Regions from separate parts of the Homo sapiens genome. Here region 1 is linked to region 2. A link is an interaction called in ENCODE POLR2A ChIA-PET data of the cell type or tissue named here. Cell type or tissue: MCF 10A. All regions are shown on one strand.

Region 1 (8,000 bases), 280 kb before region 2:
TACCAAACTGATAAATTTAGGAACAATTGACATGTATATAATATTTAGTCTTTTTATCTAGAAATATGACATCTTTCCATTTAGTCATGTTTCATTCTAATGTCATCAGTATATTTACATAGTTCTCCTTACATTTTTTGTTAAGATTACTTCTGGCTATTTAATGGTTTCACTGTTATTTTGAGTGGGCTCTTTATTCCATTACATTTTCTAATCAGGCAAAGCTGGCAGAGTACATACGAGAGCTCTTGACTTTTGCATCTCTATTTCGTATGGAGCGCTCCATGTTTTCTTAGATACGGTTTGTCACTTGAGTGTTCATGTAATAGTTATTTTGATTTATTGCATCTTTGCTTTTAGAAGTTAGAGTCAGGAGCCAAGTGGCTTTAGGGAAATTACTTCCTCTCTGTGCCTCAGCTTTCTTATCTGTAAAATAAGAGTAATGGGACCTACCTCGTAGATTCTTGTGAGGATTCAATGTGAGTGTTCAAGCACCTGGCACATAATAAGCCATCAGTAAATGTTAAGTAGCTATTACTATTATGATCTCTTTTTGACTAGGAAAATATCTAATTTGTGCCTCTTAATCTGGAAGGAGGCAATCAGATTCTTACTGCCTCTAGCAATGTACTGTAGAGGGCAACACAATTGAATTTTGAAATTAAAGAAAACTTTCATTTGCCTCTATTCTGTTACTGCAAACAAATTCCACCTCAGTGTGCTTTTCTGCTTTTAGTTACACAAATTCCTTTTTACATCACAGTATTCTTTTCCTTAGTGGCTCCTTCAGAGTTTCTCATTGTTCCTTACTGTGACACCCATCTCTAGTTCAAATGTGAAGTGGGAGGAGGTCCTACGTGAATCAGAGTTAGCTAGATGTGCTGGCCAGAGAGCCAGAAGCCCTCTTCTGATGTTATCCCTTAGTATTTTCTTTCCAGAGTCAGTGGATATCAATTTAGGCCTTAATCTGGCATTTTTCAACCTTTCTCCTGCATGACTCTGTGCTGGGTATCTCCATTAGCTAGGAAGCTCTGGAGATGGCAATTTCATGGACCACTGGCTTGGGGTTGTGACCTGCACTTTAATAAATACTACCCCAAGCCTTTCTTATCCTGTGACCTGCTGCTTCCGCAGACCTGGGCTCTGTTTCAGGGCCACTGCCTTTTCTTCTTTCTTTCATGCAAGTGACTTACAAATGAATTTTAAATAGCCAGTTCATGGTGAGGAACTTTTGAGATCATGTTCCCAGGACTATGCTCTGTCTCAGACATGTTTTACTTCTACCCAGGAAACCAGCTTCTTGTATCTCTTATCCAAGAATATTTTATACTCTTTTCTCAATTTTGGGGTGAAGTGTAGTGGCCTAGGGCAGGGACTCCAATTTCACTTTGGCAACTTGTGGAACAATTTATGCTTGTGGGGGGTTTTAAGGAAGTGCTAGGTGGCTTGGGGAGGGGGAGAACAAAAGCTTGGTTATCTGTTATAATATTTAACCTGAATGTGAAATGTGTGAACTCTGCCAAACAGAGTCTCACTGTAAGTGAAGCATTGCCAAGAAAATAATAGGTAGGTGGTTGTGTCTATTTCTTTTTTTTTTTTTAAATTACTGGATATTGTTCCCAATAGTCAGCAGTTGAGTACTAACCATTTTCTGTTCATTTCAGTACAGGCTGATTATTTTCCTTCTCTAGCTTATAGAGTTGTAATCCATGCACGTATAATTAAAATGATATCCAAATGCAGTTTTCCTTTGAATTTGTAGTGGCTGTGTGTGTAGGGAAGGTTGTTGCTTTGCTATAAACCACAGACCCAGAGTAAACCTCAGCTGTGCTGCAGCTATTTTGGACGACAGCTTTCTAGTTGCTTGTGTGTAATTGCCCATATTACATCATCCCAACCATTGTGAAATGTGCAAAATACAAGGCTTATCTAATGATTCATTTCAGGTGGACAGTTTCTTTTAAATTAATTTTAGGAGTGGTTCTCTGCACTAAACAGATCTCCCTACTTTGTTCTTGCTTTTTTGTTCAGGCCTACGGTAATTTAATGGTTGATAATTGATGTAGCAGAGAGAAGTGTATCATATTCATTGTGCCAGTAACCTTTACAGTCTACCTAAAATGTTCCATGGGATGTGCTTTCTCTTGGCGTAAGTAAAGAACCAAGGGGAGAAAAATTCCCTCCACAGCATATCAAGTAAGCATTAACCTCAAATGAAATTAATTTCCCTGTCATTGAGTAGCAGAGAAAAAAGCTATCTTCAACGGCTACAAGAGGCTTGGTCTTACTGGGGTTTCAGTTTGTCATATTATACTGTCTTTCATTATCACAGACATATACTATAGGGAAGACTTTCAATGTCTCTGTTGGTGGATTGCACTAACTCATCTTTAAGTCAGGTATGTGAAATTCAAGTAAGCCAAGACCTTCCAGTTTTTTTCTTATCAATGTTGAACATTCATAGGCTAGGTAATATTACATGTTTAGTCACCTACTAGTAAGATGAGGTGTTTACAACTAATATTTATCTTTGGCCTTGGACCTTCTACGTTGCTCACAGAGTACAGTTTTGTAAAATGCTTTATAGGTAATATTTCAAAGTGGACAAAAAAAGAAGATTGCTTAGAACCAGAAAGGTCAGAAATAGATCAAATAATCCTGGGACTTTTTATTGCTGAATAATGGACTTTGTAAATATCACATGTGACTATTAGACCAAATGAGACTACATAGAATTCAATATTAATTGGTTCAGTATCCGCTGATGGCCTGTTTGCAGGATTCAATGAAATTATATTATCAATACAATGTTTTATTGATTCCTTGGTTTGCAAAATTAAATAAACATAGCGTAAGCACTTGCAGTGGTAAGTTGTAGCAGGGAAACGGGTTTTGATTTGGAATTTGAAAACAAAATTAAAGGTGATTGAAGCAGAAAGCAGGCTGTGGCATAACATTTCTGCCAGCACTTTTGAAGTAACTGAATATATCTGGGTGTTTGGGAGGAATAAGAATCAGAGAACAGAGACTTTGGAGGAAGTGTTTCAAAATGCTTTCTTAAGGGTTATTTCAATACTAGCAACTCATTTTGTTGAATAGTTTAGTTTGCTTTACTATGGATATATTAATTTATTTCATTCTATGCTATTTTTTTCCAGTATCTATGCCATTCTTTGTGTTGTTCTAGATAATGGCTAAATAGTGGTCAGCAAAACTGACATAGTCCCCTGCCTTCATGGGGTGGGGGGACAAAACACCAACAATATAAAATTATAATGCTATGAAAGAAAAGAGCATATTATTATGAAAGAGTAAAATGGGGAAACTCAACCTAGTCTGGGGGAAGGGAAGTAATATTTGAGCTGACCCTTGAAGGGTGAGCAGGAGCTGTGAGGCAAAAAGGTGGGGGACAGGAAGATGGTTGACGGCTGGCTGTTGACATTAAACTCTTGGCCTAATCTCAGGGAACCATTTCCCACCCCTCCCCCACCAAGGTGGTCTGAATTTGAGTGCCAAAGTCTTGAATCCAACACACAGCCATTCGTTAAAAAAGTGGAAAGAGGCTGAGGCAGGAGGTGGTGGTTGTGGTAACACACAGAGTCTACCATGAATTCTGAAAAAATCAAATTCATTTCAGAAAAGCAGCCATGAAAAGAATCTGTTTCAAAGTAAAGAAAGAAGCAGCCTGCAGCCAGCTTCAGATGGATGGTTTGTGGCTCAAATCCATTCCTCCAGTTACTGCTCGATGGCCCTTTTGAGTCCATGCCACCTCCCACCCCCAACCAATGTCAATGGGTGGTGTGCAGATGCAGCTCAGTAAGATAGTGTTTTAGGGCATGCAAGGCTCATCTAGTCACATTTATAACATAGAATCAGAGTACTGTCAAGGCAATATTTATCATTTTATATTCTTTCTTGGCTACTCTTGATAAATAGGAGGTCAAGGGCCTCTTCCTCTTTATATTCCCTCTGGATAAACAGACAGCAGTCTCCAGAGAAGAAAGGCGTCTTTCCTTCCCTATTTTCTGCTTCCAATCTGTTTCTTTTTCCCTCTTTCTGCTCCAACTTTTTTTCTGTGACGTTCTGTCTGACAGTCAGCAGAGGGCGTATAGACGCATCAAAAGCCAGCCTTTATTCAACTTGGCCACCGTAATTTCATTGTCTTTATCTCTTCATCTTTACATTCCTCAAAGGCAGGGATACATCCTGGCGTTTTCTCTTTGTAATAGTACCATCAAGGGCAACCATTCCTTACCTATTTTATAAAGGTGGGCAAAAGCTACTGTCTAGATAAAGGGAAAGAAGTTGTGTTCCTGAGAGCTGGGAGGAAATGTGTGTGTGTGTGTGTGTGTGTGTGTGTGTGTGTGTGTGTGTGTATGTGACAGATCTCAGAGTTGTTGGTGCCCTACGTGACTCATTTGGGAAGGACTCGTTTTGCCAATAGCAAAGCAGACAGTCTGGGTTCCTCTTCTTCTTTGCTTTCCCGGGGCTGTTGTCCTGATAGCAGCTGCCCTGCTTCCTGACATGTCCTAATAATGAAGATGATGTGGCCAGGGGGAGATTCATCTTCTTCCCTAATCTGACTTCTTCATTGAATTTTCCCCTTACTGAAGTCCAAAGAGGATTGTCCCCTCTTAACTGTGTGCCCTTTTTACTCTGCCCAAGGTCAGAGAATCCAGCTGTGGCCTGTCTGCCTCCCACATCTCTGGCTGCAGAGAGTGATCCATGTTTGTCTGTGACAGCTGTGTGAATGGTACGTGAGAGGCAGAGGAGAGCTGTAGTTTAAGCTGCTCCAAAGATGTCTTGGTATGGCAGTGCTGACGAAAGGGGAGACTTGTTTGTGTCGATGACATAATCAGAGAAGACATCCATGGCCCAGCTGCAGGGAGTGAAGAAGTGTGCAGCTTAGTATAGTCTTCTGACAAAAGCCCACACACTTCAGGTTTATCTGCCCGTAGTGCTAATCTCCTTCTGATGTCTTAACCTGACTTTTGTTGTAGTTTGTTCAGACGGTTCCAGTGACAGAAAGAATTGCTTGGCTTGTGGTGGTTATACTGGCTAGCACGTTAATACAAGTGCAGGGTGTTTTATAACCAACTAGTCTCATAATAACTACACATGAAGAACAGGCAAGGTTTAGTTTAGCATATTCTGCCTATTGGAAAGCATCAGACACGGTTATAGCTCCTCATAAATAATACTGATGGCTCCTAAAGGCCATTTTTCATGTAAATTTCCTTACTGTTAGTGAGCTTGAAAAAGAACCGTATTGACGAACAGGTTATTTTAAAAGTAGAATGATTACTCAATAAAATACTTTTCAGCTTTTTCCTTTGGGGCTCTGGGGTTCCCCCTTATCTCAAGGATCCACGTGGGCAGATTGCATGTTAGCTGGAGAACCCAATAGACACATTCTTATTTCCATGCCAGCAAAACACTAATAATCTAAACACAAAGGACATTTAACACAGTAACTGTTTCTGATGGAGCAAGTGGTACTGCCAGCTCGCTTTCTCTTGGATGGCTTCTGTACGGTGAGAGCAGGATTGGGAGTTGAGCCCAGGCTACTCCTTAGTTTGTGTGGTATAAATGAACAACTTAAGAATAGTGTTTGTATAGTCAGGGTCATTTCTGCCCTTTCTCAATGGACTTGAAATCCTGGGCTGAATATTTATCCAGCTTGGTTTTGTGTTTTTGGAACAAAGGAAATTTCCAGTGACCAGTCTGGTTAATCACCAACGCTTATTCCCTCTTCACCACTATTTCGTATTGGATTTCCTTCTATACCAGTACATTGGATTTCCAATCACATCGAACCCTATTTGGCTGCCTTCCATTCACAGAAGATTAGATTCCCTTACACCTCACTGCCTCTCAGGATTTTTCTCTCCACAACGTGTAGAGTATTAGGTTCCCTTACATGAGTTGCTGCTTGTTAAGTTGTGTTCAGTGCTGCGTAGTATCGAATTCTCTTTCTCATCAGCAGTCACTGGGTTGTTAATTACACACTTGCAGATTCACTTCTCCTGCACATGCTGTGACACACAGCTCTCCAAAGCTCTGAACTCACACTTCAATGCCTTAGCCATATCTGCCCAGATTCAGTTTACTTCAGCTGTGTGGTATTGAACACCTATGCATCAGTCTGGGCTAGATACTGCGGAGTTTACAAAAATGAGTGCTGAATAATCCTTGCCCTCAAAGAGTTTACAATCTACTGGGGTGGATCCAGGGCAGGGCAGTGCATAAGATGAAGAATTATGTGCGTGAAGGTTAAGTATTGGTTTTACTCTTTTCCTAGAAACAGTTTAGTATCTGGCGTATTTAAAGCACCTTAGAAGGCAACATGTTCATCATAATGCCATTATTGCCACCATTCTGTTCCATAATGGGAAGAAAACATTAAAAACACAATTGTGTGAAAAAAAACCCTTTTACCAGGTTCCAATGCAGTTATTGGTAGAGTTGGTAGAAAACTCTTAGGTCTCTTAACAAACTCTTTTAACAGCCCTGCCTTCATACAGACTTAAGACAGTATTAGAAATCATATAATTCTAAGAGACATAAATTAGGCATAGAGAAATAAACATTGCTATGTAGACTGTGCTCTAACATGCCTTGACATTACTTGCAAACTAGGATCTATCTCTGTTGTATTTCTTTTGGTACCAAAATACTGTGCAATTTTATTCACCCCTGGAAAGAGAGGGAACCAAAAGTAATACAAAGTGGAGCAAGTCATGGTTTCCCACAAGCAACAGAAAGTGGAGAAGGCATTACCAGTTGTGATTTTATTGCTCAGCATTCTCAACTTCATTGCAAATTCACAATCTAGTGTCTCACAATGGTGTAAATATTGCCTAATACCTTCTTCATGTAGCTTCTCATTCCTTGAATGCTTAACATGTGCCAGGCACTGTTCCAGATGCTTTACTGTAGAATCCCAGTTATTGCTCATCATAAATGAATCTTCTCTGCATTTGCTGTAGATAAAGAAAAAAATCTAAGTTACTGGCAACAAAGGGATGTGTTTTTATCCCTTTCTGCCAATTCAACCAGAGCACTTCATTAATGCCAAATTTCTAATTTGATGTGAACAGCACTCCTAGCATAGTCTGAAGCTTGAAATGACAGTGATTTAAAAAGAAAATAGTTTAGAAAAAGACCTAGCTAATAAGAAAAGCTATTTGCTATAGGAATTCAGTAAAAACCCAAGCTTTGGTTTAAGTTTTTTCTTTAACAATAAAATATTGTGTCATTTTAAAAAAAATCCCTGGAAGGAAGGGAACCAAAAGTAAGTCAAAGTGGAAAGAGGTCACAGGACCAATGCTTTTGCTGTCTACCCAATCTTTTCTAACTACTCATATGTATTGTGTGTCTAAAATTCAGAGTATGATATCTGTCTTTTCTTTTTTCTTTTCTTTTCTTTTTTTTTTTTTTTTTTTGAGACGGAGTTTCACTCTTGTTGCCCAGGCTGGAGTGCAATGGCGTGATCTCGGCTCACTGCAACCTCCACCTCCTGGGTTCAAGCGATTCACCTGCCTCAGCCGCCCAAGTAGCTGGGATTACAGGCATGTACCACCATGCCCAGCTAATTTTGTAATTTAGTAGAGACGGGGTTTCCCCATGTTGGTCAGGCTGGTCTCAGACTCCTGACCTCAGGTGATCCACCCACCTTAGCCTCCCAAAGGGCTGGGATTACAGGCATGAGTCACTGCACCTGGCCGATATCTGTATTTTCTAACCTAATTGTGTAGCATAAAGAGACTTTATTAGTATGGAAAAGTGACAGCAACATTTAGAACTCATTTTTCAAAGGTGTGTTACTATTCAAAGCCTTTGGACCATAGCACCATTTCATTAGAATAATAGCATGTTGATCCTCAATTGAAATGCCCTACTTTCTTGTCCATGGTTATCACCAGTAGTCAGGGAGGTTTTCTTTTCCGAGGCTTGTCTTTAATCATATAGGGCTTGGGACTGTACTAGTTCAACCACTG
Region 2 (8,000 bases):
TCCATGGATACTTTCATTTGGTTCTTTACAACAAACATTGTAATCTAGGGACAGTGATGATTCTTATCTGAGTAAACAAGCTCAGAAAGGTTACCTGACCCTTTTTGTTTTTTTAAGACAGAGTCTCGCTCTATTGCCCAGGCTGGAGTGCAGTGGTGGGATCTCTGCTCACTGCAAGCTCCGCCTCCCGGGTTCACGCCATTCTCCTACCTCAGCCTCCTGAGTAGCTGGGACTGTAGGTGCCTGCCACCACACCTGGCTAATTTTTCTGTATTTTTAGTAGAGATGGAGTTTCACCACGTTAGCCAGGATGGTCCCAATCTCCTGACCTCGTGATGCACCTGCCTCAACCTCCCAAAGTGCTGGGATTACAGGCGTGAGCCACTGTGCCTGGCTGGTTACCTGACCTTTTTAGCATGAAATAGCTGATGAGTATCCAAGTCAAGACAGAAATTCAGGTCTGTCTGCTTACAAAGCTCAAGTTCTTTGCTGTTACCTCTTCATGTTCTTCTGAAATATTTTTGAGTTACATTCATCATAGGTAAAAATCTGGGCTTTAAGTATCTTTATGCAGCATCGTCTTCTGTGATGGCCTTTAACCTGTGCACTGCTGGAATGAGAAATGACACCTCAGCCTATAAAGTGGTCCTGTGTTGGAATCCAAAAAGAATCACTATGAGTCTAGTGTGTAGTCCCTTTTCTTTGTTAACCCTTAAGTATGCTTCACTCTTACTTAAAAGTAGTATCCTCAGTGTTAAGTTCAATGCTTACACATCTGGGTCATTTCAGGTCTGTTTTCTGGTTGCACTCTAGAATGTCACTTCTGGGAGTAGAATTGAGATGGGAAGGTGGGGTCACGGTGATTTTCTTTCAATAAATTTTGGTGTGAAAAGTGGAAAAAATTAATAAGGGGGTCTAAAGTGGACAGAGCAGCAAGAGGAATTTGTCACAAGTTTATTAAAATTACTGCCACAGAGAAAAGGCCCTCATGAAAAGCCACAAAGCTTCTTGCTGTCTTGCATAAATAAAGCTTAAAGGTTTCTATTTCATGTGGCAATTCAAAGTGCTTTTCATCAAGAAGGCACAGCAGTGCCTCTCATTGCAAAACATAAAGCCCCTAAAAGTTAGATTGCTCTCTCCAGTTTTTAAAAATGGAGGATGCTGAAATCTCACCACTTTGGAAAGTAAAAACTGATACTTGGAATTCATGCTAAGAAGATCTGAGGTACAAAGGAAGCCAGTGTGAAAGCATCCCACTCATCCATAAAGCCACATGCAAGCTGAGGTTTTGGGAATGCTTTTTAGAAGTTTTGGTCACGAGTTAATCAGTTCCCAAGATGAGAATAATTGGTGCTGTCTTGGTGTTACTTGTGTAAGAATTTCTTGTTCAAAAGACTTGCGCCATGAAAGACATAGGTGACAACATTAAAGGTTGCAAGCCGACATTACAAAACAAGTTTGGTAAGGGACCTGTCAGTAACAGGTACAAGCAAATATGTTATAGCTTGAGTCAGGCTGGAGCCAGGCTGCCTGCATGCTGTTCCCTTCTGCAGATGGGGAACCACTTGGTAAAGCTGAGATGGATTTGGAATTTAAAACTACATGGTGATTTTAGTATTTCATTTTCCTGCAAATCAGTTCGGATGATTCAAAACCAAACCAGATGGCCATGCAGCTACTATGAAATATCAGCTACAGGCCAATCTTTTATTTTTCTTTAGAACATTACCTCTTACAACAACCTTACTTTCCAAAGTGTCTTAAATACAGCAAAATACACTTCACTGGGGGAGAGTCTATGATATGCCTTTTTTTTTTTTTTTAACTGCCATTAGAATTCTTAGGAAGATCTAATGCTTCTCAGAACTCAGAAAGCCAGTATGTACTCAAAGGCTGGAGAATGTGGAGCAACTTGATAATCATCAGGAGTGGGTTCAGGGGATGAGAGGTTGTTGGGATTGCACTTTGTTGTCTGCTTTTCAATTGATTTTGTTTCTGACTAAAACTGCAGAAGGAAGCATGATGAAGACAGTTACAGAGCTGGGAAAAGAAAGTTTAGCAGGCCTAGCAGCCGATATAAGGTTGTTTTGGAAGAACTTTGTCAACTAGAAACATGATAGCCCTGCTAACTGCTGTTCTCTCTTCCCTTTTAACCTTTTTCCTTCCATATTTTAACTTTATATTTTGAAATACTTTTAAGCTTACAGAAGAGTGGGAAAAATAGAGAAAGTTCTTGTGTAACCTTCACCCAGCTTCTCCTCTCATTGACATCTTACATAACCATGGCAGATTTATCAAAACTAAGAAATTAACATTGATACATTATTATTAACCAAACTGCAGACTGTGTTCAGATTTCACCAGTCTCCCCACAAATGTCCTTTTTCTGTTCAGGATACGATTCAGGATTTCATGTTTTATTTTGTCATCATGTCTGCTTAGTTTCCTCCAACCTGTGGCATTTTTTTTTTTTTTTTTACCAGTCTTTCCTTGTTTTTCATGACTTTGACACTTTGAAGAACACTGAACACAATATTTTGGAAAATTTCAGTCAATCTGGGTTTGGCTGATGATTTCTCATGATCAGACTGGAGTTACGGATGTTTGGGAAGAATGCCACAGAAGTAATATGCCCTTTCTTATTCACATCATACCAAGATATAAATGATAAACACTTGAGTTATCATTCATGATGTTAGTTTGGATCAGGTCTCCTTTTTTTTTTTTTTTTTAAATTTCGAAACACTTATTTACCTTCCCACATCACCAGTCATCAATTGTGTCATGATTGTGACTATAGCTTCTCATGGAGAACATCCGTCTTTGGTCAGTACGTTAAAAGCCCCCGGTTTCACAGCCCCACAAGCCCTCTTTGCAATGACCTGGGTCCCCTTATTTTAAATAATCTACCTGTAAAGTGGGTTGCTTGGGTAAGTGGAGAACTTGATAGGACAAAGTAGAAGAGTACCTACATGAATGCTAGACACTCAGCAAATGTTCATTCATTCATTCATCTGGCAGCAATTAATTGAGTTGACCAATACAACAAATGTGTCAAGGCTGTTTATACATTTGTCTATTCAGTAAACAAATTTTTATTAAATGTTTTTTCACTTGTGTAATCACTTGTGGAATCAGTCAAAAAAATTACCTTACCAACTAAGAAAATCCAAATACCACTGCCAAAAACACAACCACCAATCAGTGATATAATAAATGGTAAAATATGGTAGTATCTTTTAAAAATCTTTTTTCTTTTCTTTAAACTTTTAAGTTCGTGTGCAAGTAGTATATTTTATTATTAATATTGTTGTTAATCTTATTATTATTGCCTCGAAAGATGAAATGGGTCCTTACTATAGGCACCTGTAGAGCCTTCCCTCAGGAGTTGTCAGGAACTGATATGTTTGAGATCTCGCCCTACTTGCAAGCTGTTACAATTTCATAAATGCTGTTAAAAAAACACAGATTTCTGAATAAGAGGCAAAGGATTTTATTAGTCACATCAAATAGCAGTAGTCACAGTACAGCATTTCCTTGCACCAGTTTCCTCAGCCCCAATTCCCACAGGGCAATATAAAGAGGGCCAAGTGATATTTGCACACGCAGTGGGTCAGTTACAGGAGATGAATCTTGAGCTTAGGGAACCCAAATAATTTATAATCAGCAGTAATATCTTCTCTTTGTTCCAGAGGGAGCCACTGTCTCAGTCTTTTAAGGCTGTTAACTATGCAAACATCCTTGGAACGCTAGTCTGGAACAAAGCCATTCAGTACCTCTGCTCACTAGATGTGCAGAAACACCAGATACCTATGGAGAATTGTGTCACAACAGGAAGTAGTACACAGCTACACAATGTTATCTGCCCTACCAAGAGTGATGAAAGAGGGGAAAAATTCCAAAAGGCAGGCATTTCCTGATTGAATATCTTTGCCTCTGATTCGCCATTTAGGCCTGCTTGTGCTGTTAAGACCTTACTCAGATTTTTAAGATGATAGTCTGATCTCTCACCCTGGAATGTATTCCAGAACAGGAATGCCTGTGTTCTTGGTATTAATGTAAATCTTACCTGTATTCTGAGACTGAGTTTCTGCCTAGATGCTCTTGCCCAGTCTAGTACCATGGACTCATACCCTGGCTTCCTTACTTGGCTTTCGCAATTGGCCTGCTTTTTCCAGTATGAACCAGTGTCTTGAATTTGAGCTCAGATTTCTTCTCTACGTTGGTTAATGAGTTCCTTTTCAAACGGTTATATTTTGGGGTTGAGGTAAAGGTTTTTAGAGTACTTCCAATCGTGTATGTAAGCAGTCAACTATTTTCCCTATGTGTAGGTCTGGCACCACAGACCTGTAGAAGTCTTCTCTTTAATTGTACCATTATTTTGAATGTAAAAAAAAAACAAATAAACATGTTGTTGTCATTGATCTGGCTGTAGATGCATATCATAAGATAGAGAGATCGCAGGCAAAAATGCTAGAGCTCTCATTTATAAAGGCAATTTCAATTTTCTCACCTCTTTCTATTCTCAGCCAAGTAACCTTTTTGGGTAATTTTTAATTTAAAAAATTTTTAATGGTGGTAAAATATGCTTAACATACTGTCTTAACCATTTTTAATTGTATATTTAAGTGGCATTAAGTACATTCACATTATTGTGCAACCATCACAACCACCCATATCCAGAGCTTTTTTATCTTGCAAGACTGAAACCCTCTACCCATTAAACAACAACTCCACTGTTGACTCATCCCCCCAGCCCCTGGCAACTACCATTTTACTTTTTGTCTTTATGAATTTGACTACTCTAGGTCCCCCATAAAAATGGAATCATACAATACTTGTCTTTTTGTGATTGGCTTATGTCACTCAGCATAATGTCATCAAGGCTCATCCATGTTGTAGCATGTGTCAGAGTTTCCTTCCCTTTTTTTAAACTTTTATTTTAGGTTCGGGGGTTCATGTGAAGGTTTGTTACATAGGTAAACACAAGTCATTGGAGTTTGTTGTACAGATTATTTCATCACCCAGGTATTAATCCCAGTACCTAATAGTTGTCTTTTCTGATCCTCTCCCTCCTCCCACCTTCCACCCCCAAGTAGACCCCAGTGGATGTGTTTTCCTTCTTTCTCTACATAAGTTCTCATCATTTAGCTCCCACTTATAAGTGAGAATATACAGCATTTGTTTTTCTGTTCCTGTGTTAGTTTGCTCAGGATAATAGCCTCCAGCTCCATCCATGTTCTCACCAAAGACATGATCTTGTTCTTTTTTATGGCGCATAGCATTCCATGGAGTATATGTACCACATTGTCTTTATCTAATCTGTCATTGATGGGCATTTAGGTTGATTCCATGTCTTTGATCTTGTGAATAGTGCTGCAATGAACGTCAGCATTTTTGTATCTTTATTGCAGAATAATTTATATTCCTCTGGGTATATACCCAGTAATGGGATTGCTGGGTCGAATGGTAGTTCTGCTTTTAGCTCTTTGAGGAATCTCCAAAATTGCTTTCTGCAACAGTTGAACACTCCTACCAATGTCGTATAAGTGTTCCCTTTTCTCTACAACCTCAGCAGCATCTGTTATTTTTTGACTTTTTAATAAAAGCCATTCTGACTGGTGTGAGATGATATCTCTTTGAGGTTTTGATTTGCATTTCTCTAATGATCAGTGATATTGAGCTTTTTTCCACATGCTTTTTGGCTACATGTATGTCTTCTTTTGAAAAGTGTTTGTTCATGTCCTTTGCCTACTTTTTAATTGGGTTGTTTGTTTTTCTCTTGTAAATTTAAGTTCCTTATAAATGCTGGATGTTAGGCCTTTGTGAGATGCATAGTGTGCAAATATTTCATCCTATTCTGTAGGTTGTCTGTTTACTCTGTTGAGTTTCTTTTTCTGTGCAGAAACTCTTTAGTTTAATTAGATCCAATTTGTCAAGTTTTGCTTTTGTTGCAATTGTTTTTGGTGTCTTTCATAAAATCTTTGTCTGTTCCTATGTCCAGGATGGTATTGCCTAGGTTGTTTTCCAGGGTTTTTATAGTTATGGGTTTTACACTTAAGCGTTTAATCCATCTTGAGTTTATTTTTGTATATGGTTTAAGGAAGGGGTCCAGTTTCAGTCTTCTGCATATTGCTACCCAGTTAACTCCACGCAATTTATTGAATAGGGAGTCTTCTCTCCATTACTTGTTATTGTCAGCTTTGTTGAAGATCAGATGGTTGTAGGTGTGTGGCCTTATTTCTGGGTTCTCTATTCTGTTTCATTGGTCTATATGTCTGTTTTTGTACAGTATCATGCTTTTTTGGTTACTGTAGCCCTGTAATATTGTTTGAAGTCAGGTAACATGATGCCTCCAGCTTTGTTCTTTTTGCTTAGGATTGCCTTGGCTGTTTGGGCTCTTTTTTTTTTTAGTTCCATATAAGTTTTAAAATAGCTTTTTCTAGTTTTGTGGAGAATGTCATTGGTAGTTGGATAGGTATAGCACCGAATATGTAAATTGCTCTAGGCAGTATGACCATTTTAATAATATTGATTCTTCCTATCCATGAGCATGGAACGTTTTTTCCATTTGCTTGTGTTTTTCTGATTTCTTTGAATAGTGTTTTATAATTCTCATTATAGAGATCTTTCACCATCCTGGTTAACTATATTCCTAGGTATTTTATACTTTTTGTGGCAATTGTGAATGGGATTGGATTCCTGATTTGGTTCTTAGCTTGACTATTGTTGGTTTATAGGAGTGCTAGTGATTTTTGTACATTGATTTTGTATCCTGAAACTTTGCTGAAGTTGTTTATCAGCTGAATGAGCCTTTGGGCCAAGATGTTGGGGTTTTCTAGATATAGAATCATGTTGTCTGCAAACAGACCTGATTTGCAAACAGAACAGTTTGACTTCCTTTATTTCTTTCTCCTGCCTAGGTGCTCTGGCTAGGACTTCCAATAATATATTAAATAGGAGTTGTGAGAGAGGGCATCCTTGTCTTGTGGCGGTTTTCAAAGTGAATGCTTCCAGCTTTTGCCCATTTAGTATAATGATAACTGTGAGTAGGTCATAGACGGCTCTTAATATTTTGATGTATGATCTTTCAATACCTAATTTATTAAGAGTTTCTTTTTTGTTGTTGTTGTTTTTTGAGACAGGATTTCACTCTTGTTGGCCAGGCTGGAATGCAATGGCATAATATTGGCTCACTGCAACCTCTGGTTCCCATGCTCAAGTGATTGTCCTGCTTTAGCCTTCCAAGCAGCTGAGAATACAGGCACATGACCCCACATCCAGCTCATTTTTATATTTTTTGTAAAGGTGGGGTTTCCCCATGTTGCCTGTGGCTGGTCTCAAACTCCTGGGCTCAAGTGATCTGCCCACCTTGACCTCCCAAATTGCTAGGGTCACAGGTGTGAGCTACCATGCCCAGCCAATTTATTAAGAGTTTTTAACATGAAGGGTGTTAAATTTTATTGAAAGCCTTTTCTGTATCTATGGAAATAATCATGTAGTTTTTGTCATTAGTTCTGGTTGTGTGATGAATCACATTTATTGCTTTGTGCATGTTGAACCAATCTTGCATCCTGGAGATGAAGCCTACTTGATTGTTGTGGATTAGCTTTTCCATGTGCCGCTGGATTCTCTTTGCAAGTATTTTATCGAGGATTTTTTCATTGATGTTCATCAGAGATATTTAAGTTTTCTTTTTTTGATGTATTTCTGGAAGGTTTTGGTATCAGGATAATGCTGGCCTCATAGAATGAGTTTGGGAGGAGTCCCTCCTCCTAATTTTTTGGAATAGTTTCAGTAGGAGTAATACCAGCTCTTCTTTGTACAACTGGTGGAATTCGGTGGTGAATCCATCAGATCTTGGGCTTTTTTTGGTTGGTAGGCTATTTATTACTGATTCAATTTCAGAGTCTGTTATTGGTCTGTTTAGGGAATCAATTTCTTTCTGGTTCAGTCTTGGGAGGGTGTATGTGTCCAGGAATTTATCCATCTTTTCTAGG

What was found. Peaks named below come from ENCODE experiments on the same cell type or tissue, not always from the same donor. Only the 100,000 strongest peaks of a DNase experiment are listed, where the experiment ranks them.
Region 1: POLR2A ChIA-PET joins it to region 2 with 5 read pairs; 1 of 35 experiments calls an interaction of 5 or more read pairs at or near these places.

The regions. Positions count from the first base shown.
Region 1 is chrX:100,375,681-100,383,680 of GRCh38, reverse strand. The region is part of intron 3 of PCDH19 (protocadherin 19); the gene reads left to right. Among named protein-coding and RNA genes, the nearest start is that of PCDH19, 31 kb to the left of the region's middle. In MCF 10A, a CTCF peak has its summit at 4,086; DNase peaks (open chromatin) are centred at 1,870, 4,120 and 6,910.
Region 2 is chrX:100,094,968-100,102,967 of GRCh38, reverse strand. No RefSeq gene overlaps it. Among named protein-coding and RNA genes, the nearest start is that of PCDH19, 310 kb to the left of the region's middle. In MCF 10A, no CTCF peak of the experiment used is centred here; a DNase peak (open chromatin) is centred at 3,797.